2 separate regions of the Homo sapiens genome follow, and region 1 is linked to region 2. Evidence: read pairs that join two places in POLR2A ChIA-PET (ENCODE). Cell type or tissue: Caco-2. All regions are shown on one strand. Each heading gives the region's core, and the rest is flanking DNA. Links, peaks and the distances in the headings are about the cores only. Region 1 overlaps TNS3 (tensin 3). Region 2 holds the start of TNS3 (tensin 3).

Evidence for each region. Peaks named below come from ENCODE experiments on the same cell type or tissue, not always from the same donor. Only the 100,000 strongest peaks of a DNase experiment are listed, where the experiment ranks them.
Region 1: POLR2A ChIA-PET joins it to region 2 with 12 read pairs; 2 of 35 experiments call an interaction of 5 or more read pairs at or near these places.

The regions. Positions count from the first base shown.
Region 1 is chr7:47,400,648-47,415,463 of GRCh38, reverse strand. TNS3 (tensin 3) reads left to right here. Exons shown (of 31, transcript NM_022748.12): 11 at 258-370; 12 at 1,467-1,527; 13 at 3,662-3,737; 14 at 14,550-14,679. Among named protein-coding and RNA genes, the nearest start is that of SNORD151, 57 kb to the left of the region's middle. RefSeq lists enhancers at 11,826-12,334, 14,081-14,816. In Caco-2, for the core only: no CTCF peak of the experiment used is centred there; no DNase peak of the experiment used is centred there.
Region 2 is chr7:47,568,798-47,583,613 of GRCh38, reverse strand. It overlaps TNS3 (tensin 3), which reads left to right and starts at 1,503. Exons shown (of 31, transcript NM_022748.12): 1 at 1,503-1,563. RefSeq lists enhancers at 1,092-1,629, 1,630-2,167. In Caco-2, for the core only: no CTCF peak of the experiment used is centred there; DNase peaks (open chromatin) are centred at 6,532, 7,253, 9,223, 9,643 and 1 weaker place.

The DNA.
Region 1 (14,816 bases), core at 3,431-11,430, 170 kb after region 2:
GAGGCCTTTCAGGTGTGGGATGCTCAAGCCAAGAGGCCGGTTGTGCCTTGGTGTCTGGTGCTTGGTGCCTGGTGCGCTGGTGGGAAGCCCTCAGACCTGTAAGCGCAGCACCATGCTGAGAACCCCTGGCTGTGAGCAGTGGACCGATTCTCTCCCAGAGCCCCAGACTCAGCCAGGATGTGTTTCTCCTTGAGTTCCCTTCTCAGCAGAGGCTGAAGACACTTCTGGGAAGTGTAACCCAGCTGTCCGTTTTGCAGGTATGTTCAGTTCCTCAGTGGGCTCCTGTCCGGATCGGTGAAAATGAATGCCTCTCCCCTGTTCCTGCATTTTGTCATCCTCCACGGCACCCCCAACTTCGACACAGGTGGAGGTGAGTGTCCCCTATGACGTGGCACCTGCGATTGGCTGGCCCAGACTTGGAGCTGGTCCTGGGCCCCTCAATTTAGATAAGCCTCGGCTTTCCTTCCGAGAGGGCCCAGGATCTGCTCCTCTGCCTCCCTGGCGATTGACTGGGTCCCCCTTCAGTGGTCAGAGCCCCATGTTTATGTGGTTGGGCCAAGTTATTTAATCAGGGGAGGGACTGGCGGCCAGCAAGGGGGATCAGAAATACCCCTGTGTATATGCACAGTGACTAGGGCAGACAAGCATTGTTCTGGGCTGCAGCCCTAGTGGGTCAGCTGTGCAGTTGGCCTTGAGGTCACAAGCCATGGAAGAAGCCCAGTAAGAGGCATGAATGTGACCCAGTCTCCCCTGACGCATCTCATGAACCCATCTCCTCCTCCTCCTTTAAAATGACCCCACAGGAAAGCACACAGCATGTAGCTGAGGGTGAGGGCCCTGAGCCCTCCTTCCTGTCCCACTTAGATGAGCACAGCACACGACTGGGGATCACGGCCCTGTCTCCACATCCCCAGTTCCCCAAAGGTGCACAGAGTATATGGCCGAGGGTCAGCAGGGCCCTATCCCTCCTCCCTTGTCCCATGCAGGAGCAAATGGCACATGGCTGAGGGTCAGGGCCCTGTCCTCTCCTTCCCAGTCCTATGCAGGCACACACAGCACATGGCTGGGATTCAGGACCCTTGCCCTTCCTCGCCAGTCGCATGCAGGTGCTTGCTCAGAGGTTTCTATTGTCTCTGAAGTACATCTGTGCCTTCAGGTCCCCCTGGTCATTATGGCCAGAGTGACCTTGCCAAGCTGCTAGTTGGTTTTGAAGCAGCTTGGCTTCACTTCAGGAGCCTTTGGCACCCTTTGGATAAAGGTCAAACTGTGTTGCTCTGCAGGCTTCTAGGACCGGGTCCGGCCTTTTCCTGCAGCAACCCTGTGGCTCCATGCACTGCTTTCCCAGACCTCAAAGGCCGCAGGTGCAGTCTCCTGGTCTCCTCGTCGCTTTCTGTCTTTCTGATTGCCAAATTCCTGTTCGTTCTGTACCGGTCATGCCTCTACAGACAGTTGTGCCTTTCTTTCAGTGTGCCGGCCCTTTCTGAAGCTCTACCAAGCCATGCAGCCTGTGTACACCTCCGGGATCTAGTGAGTGCTGCTGCTGCTGCTGCTGCTGTTGTGGGACCTGGACGGCTCAGGGAACTGCAGCTGACCCTCAGCTGCCTGTCCCGCAGGAAGAGTGTGGGAGGGTTCAGGTCAGAGAATGCCAAGAAGCCAAAGAAGAGTCCAGTGGGGAAAATCCTCTCGTGGCCCGTGCTCCAGCATCACGCCTTGGCCCTCCCTCCTGCCCTGCACAAGTGTCTTTGGGCTGTCACACTAGTTGGCTCCATTAAAGGACGTGGGGGCTGGAATTTTGAGGGGAGAGTGGGCCATTTGCTTTTTGGAGTATGGTGGCCCCTTGGTTTTCAAGGGGTATTGATTCCAGGACCCCCTTTGATTACCAAATCCGAGGATGTTCAAGTGTGTTTTATAAAACGGCATTGTCTTGAACTCCTGACCTCAAGTGATCTACCCGTCTCGGCCTCCCAAAGTGCCAGGATTACAGATGTGAGCCACCGAGCCCCTGGCCATCATGGTGAAACCCCGTCTCTACTAAAAATACAAAAATTAGCCAGTCTTGGGGTCGTGCATCTGTAAACCCAGCCACTCGAGGTGGAGGCAGGAGAATTCACTTGAACCTGGGAGGTGGAGGTTGCAGTGAGCCGAGATCACACCACTGCACTCCAGGCTAGGTGACAGAGCGAGAGTCAAAAAAAAAAAAAAAAAAAAAAAAGGCCAGGCTTGGTGGCTCACACCTGTAATCCCAGCACTTTGGGAGGTGGAGGTGGGCTGATCACAAGGTCAAGAGATTGAGACCATCCTGGCCAATATGGTGAAATCCCGTCTCTACTAAAAATACAAAAATTAGCTGGGCATGGTGGCGTGTGCCTGTAGTCCCAGCTGCTTGGGAGGCTGAGGCAGGAGAATTGCTTGAACCTGAGAGGCAGAGGTTGCAGTGAGCCGAGATTGTGCCATGGCACTCCAGCCTGGCGACAGAGCGAGACTCGGTCTGAAAAAAAAAGAAAACAACAACAACAAAAAAACTGGCATTGTATTTTCATATAACCCATGAGCATTCTCCTGTATACTTTAAATCATCTCTAGATTACATAACAATACCTAATTCAATGTAAAGGCTGTGAAAATAGTTGTTACAATGTATTGTTTTTTAACTTCTATTATTTTTTATGGTTGCATTTTTGTTTTTTATTTATTTCCCACAATATTTTCTGTCCCCAGTCAGTTGAGTCCATGAATGTGGAACCCAAGAATAGGGAAGGTTAACTGTGAGCCTACTGGAGAGAGTCCTACGATAGGATCTCACTACTATGGTTTTTCTTTCTCGCTCCTTTCCATTTTGTTTTCCATTTTTATTTATTTATTTTTTTTGAGAGAGCATCTCGCTCTGGCACGATCTCCACTCACTGCAACCTCCACTTCCTAGGTTCAAGCGATTCTCCTGCTTCAGCCTCCCGAGTAGCTGGGATTACAGGCACCTGCCATCATGCCCAGCTAAATTTCATATTTTTGTAGAGACGGGGTTTCACTATGTTAGCCAGGCTGGTCTCAAACTCCTGACCTCAAGTGATCTGCCTGCCTTGGCTTCCCAAAGTGCTGGGATTACAGGCGTGAGCCATGTCTAGCCTCCTTTGCATTTTAAACAATACGTAGCCACACATCCCCCAAATTTGTACACATTCCTGAGTTTTCTTTGTCTTTTTGTATGTGGACAGGCATTTTATGAAAAGTCAGTAAAGGAAACAAATATTCTCATTACTCACAAAGAGCTGTTGTCACATTTCTGGGTTTGCTCTGGGCCCTCTGTGCACTGATGTCACTCTGGAATTGCACCCTCAGTTTGTAACTGAAACTGTGGCTGTGCACACCCTGGGCCCCTTCCTCTAAGCCTGCATGGTCGTCTCCAAGCTCGGGCCTCTGGAGTTGGACCTTAGTCACTTCAAGTCAGTCACTGACCATGATGATGCTATGAGGACCCTCCATGGCCTGGGAGCTTTCTTTACCTTTTTAGATTCATTTAGATTCTCAGGAATTAGATTCTGGGCTGATTGGGCATTCTGTGTAATTTCTGAGTTTTGGGTTGTAGGGTTGCTTTTCTCTACATGTATTCTTCCCACAAAATCATGAAGTTGCATAATGATCTACCTTCTTCTTCATCCCAAAGCAACGTTGGCCCAGAAAACCCCAGCAGGATCTGCATCGTCATCGAGCCGGCCCAGCTTCTGAAGGGAGATGTCATGGTGAGTGCCCGCTGTGGCCGCAGATGGGTTGGTGTCCCCACTCTCCCAGTGGTGATGACTTGAAATCATGATTCTGTGTTAAAACAGTAACCCTCACCCCCAAAAAAAGTACCCTGTAGGAAGAAGGAAAAGTAGCTTTTACCTTAACACTGGGGTCCCCCACGCCTGGGCCGTGGACCTTATCGGTCTGTGGCCTGTTAGGAACCGGGCCAGCGAGCGAGCATGACCACCTGAGCCTCCCGTCAGATCAGCGGCGCCATGAGATTCTTATAAGAGTGCGAACCCTATTGTGAACTGTGTATGCGAGCGATCTAGGTTGCACACTCCTTAGGAGAATGATGATCTGAGGTGGAACAGTTTCATCCTGAAACCATCCTCCACCAGTCCATGGAAAAATCATCTTCTGTGAAACCAGTCCCTGGTGCCAAAAAGATTGGTGACCACTGCCTTAAGGCATTTAGTTAACTTTCTGAATAAAACTATTTTAATTAAAGGGACGGAACAAATCTTCATTCTTGATTCTCTTTCATTCTAGAGCCCCTCGAGATATACAACCTGGAAATTAATGTCCTAACTCGGCCACTCACTTCTGAGAACCCCTGTGTTCTGACTATAATTTGCATTCTTCACATGATCACAGGCCTCCCAGAGTGTGGGTGCAGAAATAGAATATTTATGTATCATTAATAGCCAAAGTGTGAAATACAGCTGGTGCAATTACAGCTTGATTAATGATCAAAACAATGATTTCTCCAGATAATTTTGATTCTTATGTGTGTTGGTTCTTGGAGGAGATTAGCCATTACATTTTTGCCTTTTATCTTTCTTGAATACAAACAATTCATACATTTAAAATAATTTTAGGAAAATTTTTTATCTGAAATAAGGTAAGCTTTTAAGGCATATGTATGACTTTCAGCATGCATAGAATCATAGAATGTAAAGATTTCATGGCCTTGGAAGACCCACTTCTATAAGGCAGTAGGGTGACTCGAGAAATAGCTTTTCATTGTATTATAAATACCCTATACAAAGTTTTTGAGGATTTTCATTAATTTCCCTGTAACCCCTAGATTTTGAAATCTTAGCTTAGTGGATGGTGAACTCCCTACCTTGCTGGTCCTGAATTCTTACAAAAATCAAATCAGCGAGGATCGAAGGTGGAGAGGATTGAAGGTGGAGACAGTCTAAACCCATCCACGCCTGCGGGGTCCCTCTGGGGCCTCCAGGTCTGTCCTGTTTCACATGCTCACCACCTAATTGAGGGGTTCTTCAGGCCTGGAAGGCAGGTCTGGAACAACAGCTGGGCCCAGCCCTTTTCAAGGCATTGAGTAAGCACTTTATAAACATCTTGCCTCCTGTTTCATAGGCAAGAAAGCTGAGGTTTGGGGTGCGTCATACGTTTTTATAGGCCCGTTTCCTCAGCTCTCTGTTCTACTGTCCTAAGGAGGAGGACCTGGGCTGGAAGTCTGTCCTCAGCAGTGCTGTGCTGCAGCGATGGTGCAGCATCCCTGTGGCTGGAAGTGAGAGGGAGGACCAGGAGGGGAGAGAAACATCCGCTCTGGTGTTCCTCACATCCTGTGGTCCAGAAGGCAGCCCTGGGCTTGTTTCCTAGGAGGCTTCACCCTGGAGGCTCCTTCTCCCAGGACACTTCCTGGGATCGTTGGACGAAGGGCCTGAGTCTGTATTGAGCACCGGCTATGTTCAGCACTTTACTCCTCCACCCACTCTGGAACTGGGTCTAGTGTTCCAGCTTTAAAGAGGAGGCCGGGCTGGGCGCAGTGGCTCACGCCTGTAATCCCAGCACTTTGGGAGGCTGAGGTGGGCGGATCACGAGGTCAGGAGATCGAGACCATCCTGGCTGACACGGTGAAACCCCATCTCTACTAAAAATACAAAAAATAAGCTGGGCAAGGTGGCGCGTGCCTGTAGTCCCACCTACTCAGGAGGCTGAGGCAGGAGAATGGCATGAACCCAGGAGGCGGAGCTTGCAGTGAGCCAAAATTGCGCTACTGCACTCCAGCCTGGGCGACAGAGCGAGACTCCGTCTCAGAGGTAAAAAAAAAAGAATAGGCCAAGAGAGGCTGGGGGCGATGCTGGTAGGATTTGCACCCGCCCTCATCTTGTTTGCGTAGTGTTCTACCTGCCCTGGGAGGCAGCATCTCAAGGGCGGGTGCTCCCTGAACCAGGTCTTCAGTGATGAGTAGTTATTGCCCCACGGCTCCGTCCCTTTAAGATGACTCATGGGAGGCAGCTGAACAACTCAGTCATAGAGGGTGACCCTCAGGCTAAGATGTGTCTTCCCCCCTACCGCCCACCAAGAGCATGGGACGGCCCTCTCCCCTGGGCTGTTTATGGGCTGGTAGCTGCAGGGTCTTCCTGAGACCAGGCGGGGCCCTCTCCCCTGGGCTGTTTATGGGCTGGTAGCTGCAGGGTCTTCCTGAGACCAGGCGGGCGGGGGCAGTCTCCTGGGAAGTGCCTGGCTCCTCTCCTCTCTTCCCAGCTACCTCCTCCTCCTTCCTTCTCTTCTCCCCTCTCTTCTCTCCCACCCTGCCTTTACAAACTTCTCCCTCCTCCTCTTGCCCTTCTTCCTTTTCCTCCTCTCTGCTCCCTCCCTCCTTCCTCCTCATTATTTTCTGTGGCCCCTTCTTCCTACTGTCATTCATCCAGTAGTCTTTTTTTTTAATGTTTTGTGCTTTTGGAGTTGCTATGCTTGCTCTAGGCCCATGAGTGAAGTTTTTGCCCTAGAGGATCCCGTTGGGGACATGGGCTTTCTGGCAGGAGGGAACCTACTGATACCGTGTAGCCTACAGAGGCCTTGATGAGACGGGGTGGGAGAGGTCACAGGAGGACTCAGATGGACGTGTCCTGTGAGTTGGCTCCAGGTTGGAAGGGGTGTTATTATACAAACAGATGAAGCATCCCAGGCTTGAGGCACCCACAAAGGCTGATGCTGTTGTAAGGATGTCTGTCTTGCAAGGAAAGTCGTTGTCTTGGAAGGTTGAAACCAGATTTTGTAGGGCTTACATATTTGCATATTTTGTTTTGGGAAGTGTTAGACCTCTGCCTAGTGCAGGTTTGTAAGGATTAAATGTACTCAGTCACATAAGTCTCCCAGGACAGCGCCTGGCAGAGGATGAAACTGCATCGATGTGACCCTGCGGCATCACCAGGTCACTTTCCTCTATCGGACCAGACTGTGGCTTAGTCTTTGGGGCAGCCACTGCCTCTTCCCTCTGGAAGAGCCCCCAGCACCCCACCCACCCCATAGGCCCTCTCCCCATGGTGCTGCGTCTTATCCTGTCCCACCCTGTAGTGGGCACCGCAGCCCAAGCGTGTGGTCTGAGTAGACATTACATGCATCTCTGTTGTAGCAGTTGGAATGAGGCTTTGAGTGGGCGGTGTGGGTGGGACTTGGAAGGGGTGTGGTGGAGGTGTGGGTTTGGCACTTGATAAATGAGGCAGGCCCAGGAACAGGGTGGGGCAGGGCAGAGAGGGGCCGTGAGTGGGTGAAGGAGGCGGTGGCCTCCTTTCCTCAGTGTCCCACCTGCAGCCCTTGGGAGTGTTCCCAATGGCCTCCAGGCCACCCTGGGCTGGCGTTCTCCAGCCTGCCATCTCCTCCTGGTCTTCTACCTGTTGCTGGCTCTAACCTGCTTGGCATTCAGACTCTGTGTCCCTCAGGCCACTGGAACCCGCCAGCCGCCTCTTGCTGCCCCAGCTGATCCCGCCATTCTGTCCCCAAGCCCTGCTGATCTAGCACTGTCCACCCACCCTGGCCCTGACCTCTCAACTCAGGCTTCACCCTTTGGTCTCAGCTTAAACAACAGAGGTGATTCTCCCACAGTCCTGGAGGCTGGGAGCCTGAGATCCAGGTGTGGGCAGGGTGGTTTCTCCTGAGGCCTCTCTCCTTGACCTGGAGGTGGCTGTCTTCTCCCTGTGTCCTCACCTGGGCTTCCCTCTGTGTGTCTATGTCCTCATCTCTTCTTACAAGGACACCAGTTATCATTCATTCGGGCCCAGCCTAATGACCTCATTTTAATTTACCTTTGTGAAGACCCCATCTCCAAACACAGCCCTATGCTGAAGTGCTGAGACCTTCAACTTATGGATTTTGGAAGGACACCATTCAGCCTGTAACAAGTCTGTTTATTAAATAAACCTCTCCTAGAAAGTTTAGTAAGATTACTAGCGCAGTCAGGTGCCATTGACGGCCCAGTCCCTGTGGCTGTGGTTTGTCACCAGCCTTTATCCTGAGCACGTTCAGCGTGCGGCCTGCATGAGAAGATGCGGTGGACACGTGAGTGGGCAGTGCAGGGCTCCTGCTCCCGGGAGTCTGGGTCCTTCAGGGAGATGAGCATGCAGATAGCTAGGGCAGGTGGAACTGAGCATGGCAGAAGGTGCGCGGCGGCAAGAGCTAAAGGTTAGGTGGGAGAGATGATTTCCAGCGTGTCAGAGAAGGAGTGGCTTCACAGCAGAGCTCACATCTGTGGTCGACCTGGAGAGTAGAAACCCAGGGTGTCACTGCCAGCACTCCCATCAGAGTCGGGAGTGCATCTTTTGCCAAAGCCCAGAAATCTCAGTGCTGTTGACTCCCTCTGAAAACGACCTAAGGGAACAACACAGGAAGAAAAAAATGCGGTTGCACGTTTCTCATTATTGGCAAAGCATCCCTAGAGAGGAGCGGGAGCCATCCCCTCCTCCCGTTCATGCTTCTTCTGGGTGTTCTGAGGGTGTGCAGGGCAGGAGCAGCACCGGATTCCTCCTCTCCAGCCTCTTCCGACCTTCCAGTGACCCACTCTGCCATGCTCAGCACAGGATGCCCACGCCGCCTTCACTTTGCCCTTCCTTCAGTTTTTCCCTGTGCCTGCGTGACGTGCCCTGCTGCAGGTTCACTGAGCAATCCTTAAGTTGAGAAGGCTGTAGTGGGGGAAGAAGTTACAGGGCCTTTTCTGTGTAAAGTTCAGATATGCAGGTGGTTTTATTTCTTTTGGCAACAGTCATGGCTTGGAGAGGATCCTAACGAGCAGAAAGCATGTGCATAGATTTACACCCTGAAGACTGCAGATGGCTTGGTGCCCTCAGTCTGGGTGTTTTCTGAGGCTGTCTGTGTACTTTTGAAGGCGGAAAGTGGCTTCCCAGGCGGGGTAGCCATCCTTAATCCTCCTCCTTCAAAAGGCCTCTTGTCCTCTTTGAGTTTTCCCCTCCGTGGTTCTGGTGTCTGCCTTGCCTGCAGGGACATCTGCCTGGCTTTCCTCATGAGGGCCTCTGCACTGGGACTTACTGGCAAAGATCACAGTGGTCAAGTTCACAGAGAAGGAAGGGCCAGAGTCAAGTCTAACTGCAGAAAGTGACTTGGGAAAACAGAGCCCCACTTGCCACTCCCTGGACTCAGTTACTAGCAGATGGAGCTGCTGCAGGCAACAGCAAAGCTGACCTTGACCCACCGTCTGCCTTCGCCTCGACACAGCCAGCCCATCCCTGCTTGGCCCCTCCCAGCTGCACACCTGACCCATCCCATCTTTGCAGTGTGCTTTTCCCAAAAGGTCAGATTCTTAAGTCTGCTCCTTTCAAAAGGGCAGAACCTCAAGAGGTTTAGTAAATATGGCATTGTCAGACAGTGCCATGGGGAGGGCAGCCGAGGCGTTATGTAACCCTGTTCAGGAATTCATGCGGGCAGCGGGCTCATCAGGAGTCTGGCAGGGCTCCAGGGGCCTGATCCGGCTTGCTCCCTCCCTGGTCTCGGCTCTCAGGTCCACAGTTTGTAAACACATGCTTCATCTTGCTGCCCCTGCTTGGACAAATCCACGGCCACTTGAATTTTGTGTTCATGGTTGCTGGCTCTAGAACCTCGCTCCAGTGACCCGACTTGTAAACAAAGGTGTTGCCTGCTCAAGAAGTTTTCACAAACAAATAGTGCTGTTGCTGGTTGTTTCTTACCGAGGGCACTTACATAAGGCCAGGGAAAATGAAAGTGTTCTCCTGAGACTCTGCCCCAGGAGAGGTTTCTACAGATCTCTGTTGGACGCATCACAGCATTATTTTGTGATTGCCTTTTCCTCTCCCTTTTAGACTGGGCTGGGTCTTAATCCATGCTGTCATCTCAGCATAGTGGACTTGGTTGTGTTTTCGTTTGCAGCCAATATTTACCCACCTTTCAATTGCTTTAGGTCATGAATTACAATATTGCGAACATCTGAAGTCATTTTCAGCTCCAAGTGAAGAAATCATGGTTAGTGTTGGCCCTGCCTGACTTAAGTCTTTGACCTATGGGGCTTAGCTATCTAACTTTTTACCCTCCAAATATGCGGTTGTAACTCATTCTCTGAGTTCACAGATTCCTTGAGGCCTGCGTAGACAGTTGCCTGGGCCACCAGTGGAGCATTGAGTGAGAATGTTACTCTTTTCTGTTAGGGATGCTTTGAGGGTTCTGCTCTTTTGCTTAGTAAATTTAGGGGAAGCAGAGCTGAATAGGAGCTGCCCAGCAACGGCTGGCATTGGGGGATGATAGGAACCTGAGGGCTGACTTCTGAATTGGGGACTGGCATTCCTGGGGCTGATACCTTAAGCCTTGACTCTCTTGGTACATGGTGCTTTTTCTCTTGTTGATGGAGAGTTTGAAATAAAAATACACTTATGTGGCCTAAAGTTAAGCAAGTCATCAGTGTCTTTAAACACTGGATTGAGGGATAACTTCTTTGAGAATTCCATGTGTCTGCCTTCGACTTGGTGTACTCCAGGAGCAAATGAGGTCAAGGCAGGGCTCCGTTCCTGGTCACCAGCAACTTGTCCAGTCCAGTCAAGGGCACAGGCATATTTTTATTTTTATTTTTATTTTTATTTTTTGAGACTGAGTGTCTCTCTGTCACCCAGGCTGGAGTACAGTGGTGCAATCTTGGCTCACCGCAAGCTCCACCTCCTGGGTTCATGCCATTCTCCTGCCTCAGCCTCCCGAGTAGCTGGGACTACAGGCGCCTGCCCCCATGACCGGCTTTTTGTATTTTTTTAGTAAAGACGGGGTTTCACCATGTTAGCCAGGATGGTGTCGATCTCCTGACCTTGTGATCCGCCTGCCTCGGCCTCCCAAAGTGCTGGGATTACAGGCGTGAGCCACCGCGCCCGGCCGGGCACAGGCATATTTTTATACCACTATTAGAAAATAAATTTTGGCGATGGTTTCTGAATTGCCTCATCAGACTAAAAGAAAGCAAGAGTGCTTACAGGCCTTCCCATTGAGATCATCATTCACCCTATATGTTTTTGAGTACCAAGTGCCCTCTCTCTAGAAGCTTATGCCCTTTAAATAATATATTCATATAAATATAGCATATCATTATTGGATAATGAATTATATTAATATGTAGTGCTAATTTAATCTTTATAACAACATAGCCAGGTCAATATCATAATACTCATTTTGCAGTCAGAGAATTTAAAGTCTAAAGAGGCTGCAACTTTCTCAAGATCTGAGTGCTCCCAGCGATTTGTGATGTCAACATCACACCCACGTACTTTTGTGGTTGGCTCTATGATAGCATGGTGACAGGCTGTGCGCAGCCTTTGTTGTGGTGCTTGCTATTTCTTATTTCATTTTTCTATGCTACAAAATTGTGACTGCACATCTTTGAGTTGTTATTTTAAATGCAGATATTCTAAAATCTGAAGGCAAAGGATCAACATATTCTAGAAACACTCTGGGGAGACCCAGGTAAATAAAGTTAAAGCCGGAGGGATGAAGGGAAAATTATAGACTTGAATCAGTCTAATCTTTACGAAATGTTTGCATTACTATTATATCTTAAAGGGAGGCATTTGGGGGCCCTCGTACCAAGTACCATGTTGATTGTTCTTTCTGTTAAGTATTACAAGCATAATTCTGATCTCTTGCCATTGCTCCTAAAAAGATTTGTTGATGTAGATAATGCATAATTATTGCACACTATGGAGGGCTCCTGGTTGGTGAGTGGATTTTGTCTCAAGATCTGACCTGCTGTGTTGATGGTGGTTGCTGGGAGCCCCGAGTTAGGGAAAATCCTGTGGTTTTCCGTGTCTTTCAGAAGAAGCTGGAGTCAGTTCATGATTTGGTCAGGAGGACTGGGGAGGGTGGTGTTTACCTCCATTAATCAAGAGGAAAGAGGTTTAATATGAAACAGGGATTGTGTATGATGAGGCCGTTAGGATCTCAAGCCAGCAAACAAAGTTAGCATTAAAATACACAGAGAAACCCCTGAAGGGAGGGCCACGTGATTTCAGGCAGCAGTTGTTCTCTGCCAGTGGGATAGACCGCTCTTTCTTTCACTGTGGAGCCTTAGGAGTATTTGAAAGCTTGTGCTGTGAAAAATAGGAATCTTACAGGAGAATCATATGGGGCCTGGAGAGGAACCTGTTTGGGACAGGCCGATTCCCATCTCCTGCCACTCTGTACCTCCTGGGCACCGTGGCCTGCCTTCTCCTCCCTTCTGGTATGTGGAGGGAGCTGGGATTGCTGCGGGAGGAGCAGTGTGTTTGTGTGTAGCTGCTATGAGGAGCAGTGGGGGGACCTGGGGGAGCATCCTGGATTCCTGAAGAGGGAGGGCAGGACCTGGCCTGGAAGGAGGCCCTGCGCTGGGCGGGGCGGTACTGACGGGAGGGGCACGGTGAGCTGCGGTTGGGGATATTCCACTGTGCCCCTTATGTGGCCCGTACTGGAGCCCACAGCTCCCTCTGTTTTCACCCAGGACACTCCCTGCCTGCCAGGACTGAGCCCACAGCTGCCTCCTGAGGAGTTTCCTGACTCCTGTGGGCAAATGTTGGCGCCCATGGCAGCACAGGCTGCGTGAGCTATCAGCTGACATCGTGTTGTTGTTTTTATTTTTTTAAATCTCTGGTTCCCTTAAATATTTATAAAATTTGAGAGCAAGACTGGCTTGAATTGGGGCATCTCTTTTCCTTTTCCCTTCCCTAACCACTTTTCACTCCCCATTTGCAAGGCACTAGTGGAGGCAGACAGGCACATTTGAAGGCAGACAGGGAAAGGTGGGTGCTATCATCTCTATCAATGGGGGTGCATGTGTGGATTTACCCTTGGCCAGAAGGACCTCCCTCTGGGGATCTCTACAATATGCCCCAGGTTGAAGCATTTGATGGGTGGTCAGTGTAGTGAGTGTGGGGCATGGGGAGCTCAAAGGAGGGGCCCAGATACTCTCAGAACATCCTGGAAGGATCCCTGCAAGGGCAGCCTTTGATTGAGTCTTGCTGAGAAGTCAGTCTCGGACAGAGGTGGTAGATTTGTGGCCAACGTGCCATTGGCTGTTGGAAAGCAAATTGAGGCAACATTTCTTCACAATGCCAGTTTTCTACTTGCAAACGCCCTGGTTCCTGGGCCCCTGGAGGCCAGGCCTGAGTCTGAGCCCCATGTTTACAGCACCGCTGGCCAGCGCCAGGCCGTACAAGGGAGACCCAGTCATGTTTGTCAACAGGGAACATCCTTCCACAGTCTTAATTATATTTTTTTGGTTTATTTACCCGTCCCTTTCCTTGTAGATAGCACAAAGGTAAACATCTTCTGGGTCTGCCTGGAGTCACAGCTCCCTGCCTCCTGGGCTGGGTTTCTGGGCTTTTTGTTCCTCTGGTGGATGTTCATCTGGTTAGGGAAGACCCTCCCTGCAGAATTCTCCCGCATGCTGGTCCGGATCATACCTGCTGCGGTGGCTTCTCATTTACTGTTGTGAGGCATGTGATATTTTAAAGCCATCTTTCTCCAAGAAAAGTCTCTTTTATGGGAACGTGGCTGTCTCTGGTAGTCACTACCCCACAGCCTCGGGGTTGGGGAGGTACCTGCCTGTGCACGATTTGGTCTGAGAGCAGAATCCAGCCTGTCCAGGGCCTTCGGCCTTCTGGGGATTTGGGAAAGTGCCACTACCTGGTGGTCCTGCCCCTGATCTCTGAGTGAGGGGTATCCCTGTCCCTGCAGCTCCCCCAGCTGTGGCCTGAGAACCCTTCCAATGATGCCAGTGCTGCGCACGGTCACAAGAAGCAGGGGGGACCTAGTTATACAGGCAGGTCAGGACACTCAGGCTCCTGCTCTGCCCACCGTTCCCCACATGCCAAGCATCTGCAAGGAGGGGCTTGCTCTACCCTTTGGCTCATTGGCACAATCATTTAGGGTGCTTGAGCTGCACCCTGGGGACCTCATGAACCCCAGCTTGAGTTCAGATCACATCAGGGTGATTCTGAACACTTGTCTAAATGCCAACACCCTCTCTGTCTCCCTCTCTCCCTTCCTCCTTCTTTGTATCTCTGTCTCTAAATTACAGCATGCACATAATCATTTAGGATAGTACACACAGTAATGACCGGCTGCTGCTTTTTGGAAAACAAAAAGCTTTAAGTTGCAACATGGAGCATTGAGATCAAAGAAAAGCTATCACAATCAGTTGTTAAAGTCTAGAAAAAAGAGACCATGGAATTCTATTTTTCGGATGTGTTCCAAAACAGGGCACATTCACGTGGTCTGAAAGGGTTTAGGTGTGGCCTCTCTGAGGACTAGCGATAGTGGTGTTCAGAGCTGCGGTTCCACAGGAGCAGCACAGGGAACACATTGAAGCCTCCAGTGGAGCCCCGCACCCAGCAGCAGCAGTGTGGTGCCTCTGCCTGCACCCCAGCTGTCTGCAGGCGCCTGTGCCCCAGGGCTGAAGTTCCACTCCAAAGCGTGAACTCCCAGCCAGAGTCCAGAGGGGAGGCCCTGCTGTGCCGGCCTCCGCGGAGTGTGTTCCTTGCCGGGAACGTGTGTCCCCCGCTGCAGCTACTTTGTTTTGTTTTGTCTCTCTAACCCAGGTGAAATGCTACCACAAGAAATACCGCTCGGCCACCCGTGACGTCATTTTCCGCCTGCAGTTTCACACTGGGGCTGTGCAGGGCTACGGGCTGGTGTTTGGGAAGGAGGATCTGGACAATGCCAGCAAAGGTGAGGCGCGGAGCTGGCGGCCCTGTGCTTGTGGGCAGCTGCGGTTGAACCTCCTTGGTTGATTCTTTCACTATCCCCTTTACCCTCTTTCCAAAATTCAGCCTACTGACAAAATTGTTCCCAAAGTAGGAGAAAAT
Region 2 (14,816 bases), core at 3,750-11,749:
CACCCCCATTCCTAACCCAGCTGGCTGTGACCTCCTCCCCACCTTCCCCTATGGCATCTTCCCTGGCACCCCTTGACTCATCTCATTGACTCTTGACCTGGTGTCTCCTAGAGTGTAGGAAAAATGCCTGCCTCATCTCTAGGGGCTGGGGCATGGTGCTCATGAAGCCTTTGCCTGGGAATAAATACCCAGATCAGTCTGGGGATGAGAAATGACACTACCTTCCAGAGCACAGCAGGGGTTGTTCAAGTCTTCCAGAAAAGCAGCTCTTGTTTCTCCTCATGTGGTGGGAGTGGAGTCAGAGCGTGGCTCAGGCCCCACATTCTCAGCTGTTTGGATCTGGGGACTCGAAGTTTCTGGTGGTTACTTCTGAAAGTCTTTTCCAGGATAATTATTCTTGCTCGGTTTCTCTGCCATCTCTGACAGGCTGTTTTCCCTGCTTCCCCCGCTGCCCTGAAGGGGCCAGAGGAACAGGGCAGGACCCCAGGGCTGCGGATGGGTTAGGCAGCTCTGTTCCCGAATCCAAAGCAGTTCTTGGTGACTGTCCTCCAAGACTTGCCCTGGACCCTGCTCCGGGTGGGATTCTGAGACCGCCTGCTCCACGTGGCAGATGAAATCTAGGTCTCTTCTGTGAGAGGCTGGCGGGGAGGATGTTTTCCTGGAAAGGACCACAGGACAAACCGCTGATGAAATTTCTCTTGTGACCTCCCTGGAGGAAGAGCACTTCTGATTTCTGCAAACTTTTTCCATTCCCCCGATCTCACAAATGGGGAAACTGAGGCTAAGCGACTGAGTTCAGGGCCATCTGAATCTCAGGGATGGACAGTCAGGATGGACAACCTATAGGCCTTTCCTCCTCTGAGAATCTCTCTGCTCGGGATCGTTTTTCTGGTTTCCCCTGGCTTGCCTAAATTCTGCTCATTTGTCCCGGCGCATTTTAAGAAGTCATGTGACTTCTAAAGACTTCCCTGACCTCCTCCCTTCATTAGCTGGGTATTTCAGGGGCTTCTACGGCACCCTAGGCTTTCCGGAGCGGCTGTGCTCCTTTATGTATGCGCGACTCCCACTAGGCTATGAGCTACAGGAGGGAGGGTAGGTCTTGCTCCCGGAGAGCACCTTAATCACAGGCGCTGAATGAAAGAATGAACTGGTTGTGCAGGAACCAGGATCCGAACCCGCCTCCCCAGGTACTCTAACACCGGCCCGGCGGAACCTGCAAGCCTCCAGACCACTTGGAGCCTGGGCTGCTCAATGGGTCTGATAATTCCAGGTCCTCTCTGCGGCCAGCGAAGGGAGGTCCCAGGGCGCACCTCGGCAGGGCGGGGGACCCCGGTGAAGGGCGCCTGGAGGCGCGCTGCATTGTTAGGGTGATGAGGCCAGGTGACCCGCCAGGCTCGGGGCGCGGGCGCGGGGGCCGGCCGTGGCGATTGCCCGCGCCGCCTCGAGGGGGCCCTGCCGCGGGCGCCGGCAGCCAGCCAGGAGGACGGGCCCGCCCGCGCGCTACTCGGAGCCCAGCCTCGTTGCGGCCATCGCCCTGCCGGACCGCGCCTCAGGCTCCCCCAGGTACTGGGGCCGGGGAAGGAGGAAACGCGGCCACGCGCCGCGGTCCTCTTTGTTTCGGGCCCGGCGCGGGCTTTCGCGCTCCGGGCGCAGGAACGAGGCTTGGGGAGCACAGAGATCTGGAGCTGGGGCGCGGGGACTGAGTTCGGGGAGCGCGGAGACAGAGTTCGGGGAGCGCGGGGTACGGGAGCTCAGGGCGCGGGGATGGGGTCACGGGAGAACCCAGGTTAGGGAGCGCGGGGACCCGGTTGGGGGCGCACGGGCAAGGGGTTTGGTGCGCGCGGGTACGGGGTTTGCGGCGCGTGGGGGGCGGGGGCTCGGCAGGAGTCCCAGGACAGGGGCTGGGGCGCGGGCCAGCTTCGCCGGAGTCCGGGGACGGGGGCGCTGACTGGCTGGGTTTGGGGACTGGCTGGGGCGCAGGACCACTCGAGTGGGACCCGTGGCGCCCGGGCGCCCTGGACTGAGGGCAGAGACCGGAGCAGCTATGTCGCAGTCGCTGTCGGGACCGAGCGGACTTTGCTCCCTAGGACTCCGTCTCGAGACTCCAGGTGGAGAGCGCAGCTAGGGGCTTCAATGGGCAGGCTCAAGACCCTTCTCCTACTTTTTCTAGGCAAGCTCTCCAGTGCGTCTCTTTCCCTTTCCCTTTGGTGGGTGGGAGGCAGGGGGTCTTTACGCGCTTCCTTTTTTTCCCTGAAGGACGGGACCTCGGGGTGGGGGGATATTCTGGGGTGGGGGGTGCTGTCCCAGGCTGGGGGCCAGCTGTGTGGCATGTGCCTCCTGGCACGCGGGAGCTGTCGCTGACAAGCAGGAGGAGGGAGGGTCCCGGACGGCCCAGGGGTCTCTGTGTCGGTGCTGTGCAGCGGCCTGACATGTGAGTCCCGGGTCCTTTGCTTGGAGTGATTTGAGTGTCTGTGGCGGGAAGAGATTCAGGCGTTCCTCAGGCATTCTCCAGACAGTGTCAGCAGATGACCCGAACTCCAGCGTGGTTGAAAAACTCAAAGCGCCATCAGGGTGTGGGGCCAGCAGAGAGCACTACTGAGGGTGGTCACAACCCCCTGGGAAGCCCCCAGGCTTCCTTGGGGCGCATTCACACACTTTGATCTTCCGGGTTGGCTTTCCCCCCATTTTTTTCACTATTTGAATGCATGATCATGGAGGACTCTGAAAATATACTGAAAAGTATGAATGCAGAACTCATTGTATTAATATTGCATGGCCCTTCTGAACTAACCAACCCTTTGACATTTTAGATTTTCTTGAGGCTTTGGTCTGTGCATATTAATTTTTTAAATTGCTTTCATGCTTTCCCTTTTGAATGAGGTTTACTTGTTCTGGTGATTCTGGTTCTTCTCTCTTTGGGGCCTGTGAGGTTATATTTGCAAATCAATCAACAAGTATTAAGAAAGGCTTTTCTGTGCTGAGGCCTTGAGGGCCAGGGAGGGGGTGGGGAGTCGCTGCAGCTGGAGGGTGGAGGGGCAAGGCCATTACACAGAGATGGAGGTGCACTGGGTCCTGGTGGGGGTGTGGTAGCACAGGGGGTGGGGGGTGTGTACACAGGGAATTGACAGGAGGAACTGGCAGCAAGCCCGACTCCTGACCTTAGGAATAGTAATGGTGACCCCGAAGACAAAGTAACAGGCATACCGATTGAGTGTTTGCCTGTGCTAAATGCTTTGCATGCATTCATTTCATTTCACCCAAATTACATTCCTTGGAGGGAGTTGGGATTATGATTACCCCATTTTACAGACGAGTAAACTGAGGCAAAGGAAGGCTAAGTAACTTGGCCGAGATGAAATGAAACATGGTGGTAGTGCAGCCTGGGATTCTGGGACAGGACTCTAGGGTCCCAGACCCCTGTTCCTGGCTGCTGCTGCGCGTCTGTCGACTGAATTCTAATGCATGTCCAGACAGCGATTCCTCAGCTGAGGCTGCCATAGCTATCAGCAGCTCAGCTGAATTATGTCTTTAAAAAACTACCAAGATAGAAAAACTAGTAGCCCCAGGGCACTACTTATTCCTGAATGCAAATTGATTTTTTTTTTTTTAACAAAGTGTCTCTTTGGCACCTAATGTTTTGAAAGTGAGCTGTTTGCAAATGTGACTCTGGAAATAAAGGGCAGGAGAGGGGGTGTCAAAGTATGCTCTTCCACTGCAGGAGGTGTTGCTGAAGGGGATAGCAGAGACCTGAGGAGGAGGCAGTATGGCAAGAACAGTGAGTGGAAGGGCTGACCTACCATTTGGCAGTCGCAGCTTATATCTGCTTAGGACTCTACACAAGGACCCATTTTACAGATGAGTAAAATACCAAGTAAATTCTTAAAGTCTGGGAACAGTTAGGGATCTGAATGAGCCCAGTTCTCTGACTCTATGTGCCCCATTCCTTTCTTAAGATCAGCCTGTTGTAAACCACCCCTGTTCAGGGGAAGCCTCTTGTTCCCTCCCTGTGTCCCTGTGTATGAACTTGAGAGGGGGAGGAACTTTCCACCTTCCTGAGGGCAGAAAGCATTGTTTAGATCCCTGCCACTTACTAGGAAGCCAGAGACATTTGCTGAGTGCCTCAGCAGCACGCTTAGAATTGAGGCTTCGAGGCTTCCTCACAGCGGCCCCCATAGATTTCCCAGGGAGGGGCCTCCTGTCTTGCGGGTTGATCTGGTGGGTTTGCCCCATGCAGCAGGAGCTATCATGGGAAGGGTGGGTCTGGGCGTCTGAAGCTCTCCAGGAGGTCAGCTGACCCTGGGACCCCGGGTCCTTCCTGTAGGACCCCAGAAATCACTGGGGAATCAGCTAACCCCTGCAAGCTGTGCCTGGAATGACCTAGAGCCAGTCCTGTCTACCTAGAATCCTCTGCTGCTATCCTTGTTGATCTAGAATGAGGGATGCTGGTTAGTTGGTTAATTAAGTAGGTGGTTGATTAACTTAGTTACTCTCTTCCTCACAGCAAGAGTATTAAAAACCATCACAACATGGAACACAGTTCTTTCTTTCTGCCCCCACAGTGAAGGGCGTGTTGCGTGGCTTCATCTTCACAGGGATCATGGCTCACAGTTGTGTCGTTTCCACGCTGCCTCACTGCTCCTAAAACGCTGAGACAAGAAAAATCGCTGCCACCAAAATGCTGCTGAGCAGGACTAAATTCTCCTAGATTGAGGGCGTTTTGAATCTTAGAGTATGTTGAATCCGGATGCAGGCCCGTGTCCTGCCGTGGGGCTTTTCGAGTGCAGCTCGGGCAGGAACAGTGGTTTCCTTGATGTCTATCCGTTTCTCGTAAAAGCAGAAAACTAGACTCTCCAAGTTTCGTGAGCTTTCTGTTTGTACTCTGTGACTCAGGAATGTGTTTGGTACACATCCATCACTGCAATGTGGGATGTAGTGCTGAGCTCAGGGTCCCTCGGGTGTCTCCATTGTCTGCATGGCGGCATCTCCTGTCCTGCTCAGTGTACTCCAGGAGCACCGTGGCCCTCTAGACACACCTCTAACCACCGCCCCCCCCCAACCCCCTGCCCCATGCACCTGGCGCAGCTCTACCTGGTATCCCTCACCTGTTGCCTCCTACCCTCGCTGGGAGTTGCCTCTGCGAAACAGGAGGGAGGAGGCCAGTGAAAATGAGGGTGACTGAGGATGGGGGCCATCAACTTGGGGATGAAGCACTGCACACAATTTAGGGTCCCTCGGAATGCCTCACTGTGTCAGGGAAGGGGAGGATTCTCACATGCTTCTTTTTATTTTTTTATTTTTATTTTTTTGAGATGGAGTCTTGCTGGAGTCCAGGCTGGAGTCCAGTCGGGCCATCTCAGCTCACTGCAATCTCTGCCTCCTGGGTTCAAGCAATTCAGCCTCAGCCTCCCAAGTAGCTGGGATTACAGGCGCATACCACCATGCCCAGCTAATTTTTGTATTTTTAGTAGAGATGGGGTTTCACCTTGTTGGCTAGGCTGGTCTCGAACTCCTGACCTCAGGTGATCCACCTGCCTCGGCCTCCCAAAGCGTGGGGTTACAGGCGTGAGCCACTGTGCCCGGCCGATTTTTTTTTTTTTTTAGAAGGCAGTAGTCTACTACTCTTTTGTCTCCTGGGCAAAATGAATGAAAGATTATACTGAAGGATTCTATGTCTGTGATCTAGAAAATTCCCTCTGGCAGAGGGAGGTGCTCCCAGAGCTAGGGAAGTGCTCCTCAGAGCCACCCCTCAGGGGAGAGACCTCTCTGTCCCTGTCTCCACCCCAGCGCTGGGCAGGAAGCCCTGGGAGCCCTCTGCAAACAGCCCGCCAGCTCTCAGCCTAATAACGCGGCTAACAAGACCCCCTTCCTTTTACTACTCAAGTACCCAAGGTGGCTTGGGCACTTTCTGTCCCTAGTCTGATCGTTGCTGAACCGTGCATGTATGCCATCCTGATGGTCTCCCTTTTCTGGAAGAGAGCGCTGAGACTTAGCGAGCTCAAGTAACTTGTGTGTGTTGTGAGGATACTGAGCCTTGGATCTGAATCCCGGTCCGTCAGCAATGCTTGGAGTTCTTGCCAAGATGAGGGGTTTGTGCAGTCCCCACCCACAGCCCAGCCCCTGGAGTGGCCAGGCCAAGGCTCAGGAGCTGCGGCGTGCCTGCTGTCTACCTCAGCCAGTGCGCCAGCCCCAGCTGCTTCCTCGGACCCCAAGGCTGGGCCTTTCTTTACTCTTCCTTCCTCCCTCAGCTCTAATTATGGTTCATGTTAGATTGTCTGCCCTTCCTCTTCCTCTTCTCTTTTGGGGAAAGATAATAGCACTTAATACGCCCTTTGCAGGCCTGGCTTTGTTTCTAAGATATCAGAAGAATCTTTAGGAATCTTTCTTCCAGCTGCCCAAGCGAGCGGCAACCTGTCGGCACCCAGGAAGGATGAATACGGGTGCCCTGCTGACGATTACAAGTGCCACTCCTAGCCAGGCCATGCCCCTGGGGACACCGGGGACACCTCCAGGTGGACTAAAGTGTGTCACCTCCTTTCATTGTGTCTTGGCAGCCACAGTGTGACGTGGCACCTCTTGTGTGTAGAGTTTATGAAACTGCTCCTGAAAAGTAGAGACCAATTCGTTGATGCTTTGAATACACTGGAATACACTCGTGGCGATACTGAAAGAAAGAAAGTCCTCGGGAAGTGTCTGGCCAAGGCCGTTCACTGCCGTCTGCAGTTGCTTTTCTTTTTACAGGAGAGCCCGGGCTCTGCTCCAGGCCCTGGGATTATTTCTCGCTGGAGGATTCAGGAATCTGCGCTCTCCCCATCACCCTGGAACACAGCTGCAGTGTGTAACATTTCACTCACTTGGAGCCACACAATAAAAGGCACAGGCCCACATCTGGCTGTGCAGGGCAGGCGGGCAGGAGAGTGGGCCCTGGGGCACACTGGGCCATTAGCAGGGGCATCTGCGTCCTGGCCTGTGCACATTCCTCCCTGGAGCGCCGGGCTGGCTCTGCAAACAAAGGGGCCTGGTCCTGGCATTCTTCTCCACCTTGTAATCCATCACCTTTCTTAGAGGTGTCCCTGGGCGCCTACCCCTTTCATCACTGGCCATTTGGGAGGTAGATCAAAGGTACGCACAGGAGGCAGTGACATAGGCCAGGCTCTGGCATCCCACAAACCTGGGGCAGAACTGTCCTTTGTCCTGAGAGGTCCTGGGGTTATTGTGACTGTGTTTGTCATTTGTCACCTGCAGCCTGGGGTTGTCGTTCCTCCACAGGTTTGCTCCTCCACTGGTTCCGGAGCTCAGGGGTGGGAGCCACGTGGGGTTTTGTTTCCTCCTTTTGGGCTCCAGGCCCAGTGTACTTTGGTCCTGCTGAATTTCCATGGCCCCAGGGGCCTGAAAAGCACCTTGTGGTCCTTCTGGAGAACCACTTCCTCATTCTTGGAGGTGCTAATCTGATCCACTGGGAGGGAGCTGTGTGCTAAGTGGTTGACACAGGGGAGGCCAGCGTGATAGAGATGAGTTTTTCTCCAAAGATCAAGGACAGGTGTTTCCAGTTTGTCTCCTCTGGAAAGACCTGCAGAGCCGGGTGGACAGGGCTGGAGGAAAGGGGGCCTGTGTCCATGTCTTGGGTAGGTGCTAAGGGAGACAGGAGGGCTCTACGTGGGTGAAGAATGCATTTCTCTCTTGTCCTGCACGCAGGAGGGAGGCACATTTTTTATCTGTATTACTCGGAGAGTAGCAGAAGACTCTCAAGTAATGAGCATATTTTTGCTGCTTTTTTTTTTTTTTTTTTTTTTTGAGGCAGAGTCTCACTCTGTCACCCAGGCTGGAGTGTAGTGGTACAATCTCAGCTTACTGCAAGATCTGCCTCCCGGGTTCACGCCATTCTCCTGCCTCAGCCTCCCAAGTAGCTGGGACTACAGGCGCCTGCCACTACGCCTGGCTGCCCGGCTAATTTTTTGTATTTTTAGTAGAGACGGGGTTTCACCATGTTAGCCAGAATGGTCTCGATCTCCTGACCTCATGATCCGCCCTCCTCGGCCTCCCAAAGTGCTGGGATTACAGGCGTGAGCCACCGCGCCCGGCCGTATCTTTGCTTCTTAATTTGCTTTTTGACTATTTTTCTACAAAATAGTTTTCTTGTAATATGTGCTCATTGTAGACTTGGAAAAGATAGAGAAATGCTAAGGAAAAAGGAAAAAATTCCTTCTAATATCACCTCCACAGAGGTTCATATTTTAGCCTTCTTGTGTGCCATATGTTTTCTGTGCTTTTTTAATTTACCAAGCTGAGATCATACCATATGTATTATTTTGTATCCTGCATTTTAAAGTCAATGTGGCAGTATAAGCATTTCCCAATCCAGAAATAGCTCTGCATAAATATGACTGCTGATGACAGTATAGTACTCCAGTATGTGGATGTACCATGATATTTGGACTTCACTATTTGTTCATTGATCATTTACATCCTGTGTTATGCTTGCACATAGGTCTTTGGGCAGATCGTAGCTAGTCATGCTCTTGAAAGGATTTCTAGCAGACTCTTTGGCATCAAAGAATACAAACATCTTTTTTTTTAAGCTTTGGTAAAACATGCATAACATGAACTTTGTCGTTTTAATCATGTTTAACTGCGGCAGTTAGGCGACATTAAGAACCTTCACGTTGTGCAGCCATCACCACCCTCCAGCTCCAGAACTCTTTCCATTTTGCAGAACTGAAACTCGGTGTCCCTTAAGCACTAACTCCCCATGTTCCCCTCCCCCCAGTCCCTGGCAACCACCATTCTACTTTCTGTCCCTGTGAAACGGACTACATCGGGTGCCTCATACAAGTGGAATCATACAGTATTTGTATTTTTTGTGATTTGTTTATTTCACTTAGAATACTGTACTCAAGGTTTCATCCATGTTGTAGCATGTGTCACGATTTCTCTCTTTTTAAGGCTGAATAATACCGTGTGTGTGGGGGTGTGTGTGTGTGTGTGTGTGTCTGTATGAATAGCACATTTTGTTTATCCATTCATCTGTTGATACACTTCAGTTACTTCTACCCTTCGGCTGTTGTGAATAATGCTGCTATGGACATGGGTGTATAAGTCCCTGCTTTCCATTTTTTTTTTGGTGAGCACAAGCTTTTTGGAACTCCTTAGTATATATGGTCAAATTGCAGTTGAGACATAGGGTGCTGGCTGGATTCTCACGGTGTCCACCCGCTGTCCTTAAACATGGCTAGGTTATCACCCCCAGGGTAAAAACCAGGCCTGCAGGAAAAGGAAGAGGGAGACTTCTTACCAAGCTATTTTGACAGATTGTGTAAACTCTGTGATTAATGGGATGAGAAAGCAGGAAGAATGTCTTTCATTTAAAAAAAAAAGAGCCTTCGGGGTTGCTTGGTTTTATTTTCAATTAAAAGGGTCTGATTTTGTTTCTGGAGAATGGTTTTAATTTGGATAAATGGTTCAGTCTGGGAACCACATGCCAGAGCCTATGATCTATGAGTGCAATTACTCAGGGTTTCCTCGGCTGCTTTTCTGAGGGAACGGTCCAGAACTGGGCTCGCTCTGGTTTGGCTCTGTTAAAACGTCGATGCAGGCCCTGGGCAGTTGGAGTGAGGCGGTTCTTGTGATCAGTCCTTGAAGTGCAGCCATAATGCCCTCCCCATAATGCCTTCCCCAACTGATGGTGGTTAATTTTTACCCTCTAAGAATGTGTTCACAATTCCAAATCAGGAATGTCAACAGCAGGCTGTCGTTTTCCCCTCCTTGGAACATGTTGAACCAGAATTACTGGCATCTTTTCCAACGTGGGCATTTGCAGAATTGGTGGGATTTGGGGGCTCAAGGAGGAGGCAGACTCATCCTAATGTTTCTCCTCTGGATTACTTGAGGTCCCTGGCCGGGCAGGCCTGCAGGCCCAGAGACGGGGTGGTGGGTTGCTCTATCTGGAGTCAACTGGTGTTTCTTTCCAAGAGGATGCTGGGCTGGGGGAGGTGAGGGACTAAATCCTGGGCGACTTTGCAGAAGGACCCGTCGCGATGGAGGGGCAGCGTGGGCAGAGGCCCTGGGCAGGGCCACCTGCTGTGTTCTGGAGTAGCAAAGGGGATTTGCAGAAGGCAAAGAAGAATACAAAGACACAAGGTAGGGTGTTTCACCCTTTCGGAGAACTGTGGCAAAGCCCTGGACAACTTTCCATGGCGCTTGTAGATTTGAGACCAATGCCCCAGCGACCTAGCGGGCTGGTGGGAGGCAGCGTGGAGGGCGGCAGGGTGTCCCCAGGGTGGGAGGTGGAGAGAGTCTGCACAGAAATTTCCAAGAGCACAGCCCATAAGGGAAGAATAGGCTTGCTCGTGAGGTGGGTGAAGGCATTGCCCTGCTGGCTTGTATCAGGGCGTTGGCTCCTGGGTCCTCAACAAAGGGCATATTAGCATAATGAATAGTTAAGTTACTTGGTTGGGCTTCAGTCCTTGGGGCCGTGGTCTCTTTCCGAGGGAAGGACTGGTGGGTGGGCCCCACCTCTGGAGATCCAGCCTGCATTGGGACCACGTGGTTTGAGAAATGTTTTCCCAAGCCTGGGCCACACGTGACCCTTGATTTCTGGGGCAGCCCTGGTGGCAACTCCCCACATATCCCTGTGAGGCCTTTCTCATTTTCCACTGGCAAGGATTCAGGTGTAACCAGATTATTCTGATGAAAAATTTGAGTGAGACAGGTAACCCGCAACACACAGAGTTGCTATGTTTTGCTCTTTTTTTTTTTTTTGAGACGGAGTCTCGTTCTGTCGCCCAGGCACGATCTCAGCTCACTGCAACCTCCCCATCCCGGGTTCAAATAATTCTTCTGCCTCAGCCTCCATAGCTGGGACTACAGACGTGTGCCACCACGCCCCGCTAATTTTTGTATTTTTAGTAGAGACAGTGTTTCACCATGTTGGCCAGGCTGGTCTCGAACTCCTGACCTCAGGCGATCTGCCCGCCTCGGCCTCCCAAAGTGCTGGGATTACAGGCCTTAGCCACTGCACCCGATCATGTGTTGCTCTTTAACTCCCCACCCCCACCTCCATTAAATAGGAATAATCCAAAACATAGGTCATCGAGAGCATACTGTGCTTTTAAGGCATTTTGCTTATTATTAGTAGAGATTTTGCGACAACTGGAATGGTGTTTATTCACTTTTTAAAGGCTCACTCTTCTCACAGGATAACAGAACACACGATCATTCATTTTCCTCTTCCCACGAAGGTGTTTGCAGCAGTGGGCGTGAGAAGCATAGTGTGTGTGTGACTACCGCGCGAATGGTTCTCCCAAACCTGGATCCCGACCTAGGCGTTGCCGTTGCCGGTCTCTGGGTGTCACCCTCCCATTTATGACTGTAGTGACTTCTCAGAACGCCCTGGAGGGATGGCCTTACTCCAAATGGTCCCTCGGCTGCCGGGCTATTTGTGAGTAAAAGATGTTTGTCAGTGCTGCTTCTTTTAGAACATGCCCATTCCACATCAGCTCAGCTTGTCGGGTGTCTGGTTGTCTGTGCGGAGCCCATGGGGAGGTCTCTGCAGCCTCACACCTAGCAGTGAGGTGGCCCCTCTGCGTGGTCATGCCCTGCGGAGTTGCATTCCTCTCCCTGATGGCTGGCTGCCAGGACCTGTGGGCCCTGGCGGTGAGAGGAGTGGGAGGTGCTGTGGCTCCTGCCAGGCTAGCTCTTCACAGACTGGGTTAGTTCTTCCAAAGCATAGTTCCCTGGGACACCACGCACGGGGCAAGCACAGCTGTGTGGCCAGCGGCATGCTGACAGGGCTAGACACGCACTGGGCCGCTTAATGCCGACCTTGGCCTGTGAGTCTGTGACCAGGACTCTTGGTGAGCGGCCAGCTGGGGGCTGTTGGTGCTGAGTTCAGCTTTGTAGCCAAAAAGGTTCCAGCTGATTTCCAGACAGACCCGGCTTCCGTTTTCAATGCCAAGATGAGCTGGGCGAATGAGTGGGAGCGGACAGAGGCTTTTGGCCGACTGTGATCGCTATTGTCTGGAGTCCCCTTGACCCTCTGGAGGTACTGCCTCTCCTTTCATTTGTACACACTGGTTTTTCTGCACGGTTTCGCCTCTTGTCAGCTCTGGGGACACCAGCTTTTCCGTTTCCCATACTGCCAGATGGCTTTGAGCAAACAAGAGGAAGTCCCCAGCGTGGGTGCAGCCTGTGGCTGCGTTGTCCTGCCTGTTTACCCTGGGGGTGAAGCGGAAAGGGAGCAGGCTTTGCAGGAACCCAGGTGGCACCCCTTCTCGTCCCTGCCACTTGTTCTCTTTGTGGCCCTGGGATGGTCCCCAAACTTCTCTGAAGTGGTGCTGAAAACTGTGTTGATAGCACGGACCTCACTGAGCTGTTAGGAGTAGCTGTCGACACTGTGTACCCGAGGTTCTTTCCAGTGGAAACCAGGTTAGCCTTCGATTCCTTTTCTTTCATCTGTGGTTGGTCACCCTTTTGAGAGCTCTGACCCCAAAAGAAGTGTTTTTCAGATTGGCCCAAGTTCCTCCACGTTGGGCCCCCCAAGACAGACTGACTGAGAAGGGAGTGGAGCTGTGGGCCTCCTGAGTCCTTCCCAGGCTATGTCCCTTCCAGAGTGGTCCAGGTGGGACGCTGACTACCAGAGGCCTGGCCCTCTGTTCTGAGGCCCAGTTAGCCATGGCCTTCATCTGCTCACATTCTGTGGGATTGGGTTGTGTAATTTTCGTTGTATCTCTCTGTCCTCATTAAATCTGAATTCCTCCAAGGACAAGAAGGCTGCTGCTGCTTAAAAAAAAAAAGAAAGAAAAAAAATGATAAGAGCTTTAGAAGGAGCTTAGAGTTAGCTACGTGTACTTGCCAAGGTGTGACATCACTCAGAGCCTCCATTCCATCCTCTGGACAGCCAGGGGCTGGCCTCCCAATCCGGTGCTCACTGGGCACACTTCACTATGGGAGGGGATAGTTACACATCTAGATGAAAACATTCTAGAAGTGATTGCTTACGAGGAGAGAGGGAAATGCCGGCACATTTTCCCAGGCTTTTGTTCATGTTTTTATTAGGGCCACAACTTTCATTCTTGGAGTTTTGCTTTGTAAATTATTCCTTTAACTTGCAGAAGAGAACCATTTACAACTCATCTTACAGACTTGAGAATCTAGCCTACTGATATTTCCTTGGAAAATAGCCACATTGCAAGTTGTTGTGTTATTGAAAGTTGATGACAAATGTCCCCAGGAGTCCATGCAGGTTTCCTGAGAAGAGTTGCACCTACGGAGCTGTGACTTCAGCACAAAAGAATATTCTTTCTGGACAGAGTGTGTTGTGGGGTTTGTTTCCTTCAAATCTGTACTGCCAAATGGCAAGAATCATTTCCTTTTTCTTCCTCGGAAAATGGATTCCAGTCTTGATGCAGAGCCACCAGCACTGTGTAATCCCTTGTGTAATGTTTATTTATTTATTTTTTCTTTTTATTGAGACGGAGTCTCGCTCTTGTCGCCCAGGCTGGAGTGCAATGGAGTGATCTTGGCTCACTGCAACCTCCGCCTCCTAGGTTCAAGTGATTCTCCTGCCTCAGCCTCCCAAGTAGTTGGGATTATAGGCGCCTGCCACCACGCCTGGCTAATTTTTTATATTTTTAGTAGAGGGGGGGTTTCACCATGTTGGCCAGGCTGGTCTGGAACTCTTGACCTCAGGTGATCCGCCTGCCTTGGCCTACCAAAGTGCTGGGATTACAGGCGTGAGCCACCACGCCCGACCTATTCTTTTTATTGAGACAGAGTCTTGTTCTGTCACCCAGGCTGGAGTGCAGTGGCACCATCTCGGCTCACTGCATCCTCCACCTACCAGGTTCAAGTGATTCTCCTGCCTCAGCCTCCCAAGTAGCTGGGATTACAGATGACCATCACCACGCCCAGCTAATTTTTGTATTTTTAGTAGAGACGAGGTTTCCCCATGTTGGCCAAGCTGGTCTCGAACTCATGATCTCAGGTGATCCACCCACCTTGGCCTCCCAAAGTGTTAGGATTACAGACGTGAGCCACCACGCCCCGTCCCTGTGTAATATGTATGTATGTGTGTTTGTGATAGAATCTCACTCTGTTGCCCAGGCTGGAGTGCAGTGGCGCCATCTTGGCTCACTGGAACCTCCACCTCCCTGGTTCGAGCAATTCTCCTGCCTCAGCCTCTCGAGTAGCTGGGATTACAGGCGCCCATCACCACACCTGGCTAATTTTTTAAATTTTTAGTAGAGACGGGGTTTCATCATGTTGGCCAGGCCGGTCTGGAACTCCTGACCCCAGGTGATCCACCCTCCTCGGCCTCCCAAAGTGCTCGGATTACAGGCGTGAGCCACTGCGCCTGGACCCTTGTGTAATATTTAAATGCAGGTTTTGTTCTTATAAAGATGTTGGGCATCCAGCAGACTTGTCCTGGGAAAATGTCTCCTCTCCCCCTTTTTGCTTTGTGCTGAGACCCCCAGATCGTGTTCACAAATACTGCATCGGGGACTGAGTGCACGTAAGACACTAGCCAAATTTTGGAGAGATGTTTGGGTTCATATAATACATAGGCTTCGTGCCTGAAGCACATCAATTCTCAGATGAGCAACTGCTCAGATCCCTGCCTGGAGGAGGAGTGGGTGTGGTGATGGCAGCCACGCTGTGAATACTGTGGGCTTTGTTCACAGCCACAGTGAGGAGGAGATAGTGTGTCCCGGTACAAGTTATCGCTCTATCAGCAGATCCATCTGTCCTTCCTCAAAGAGGCTGCGGCCCACTTCAGGGCCATTGTGTCAAACAGTTGGCATTTGGCCTTGGCCCTGGGTAAA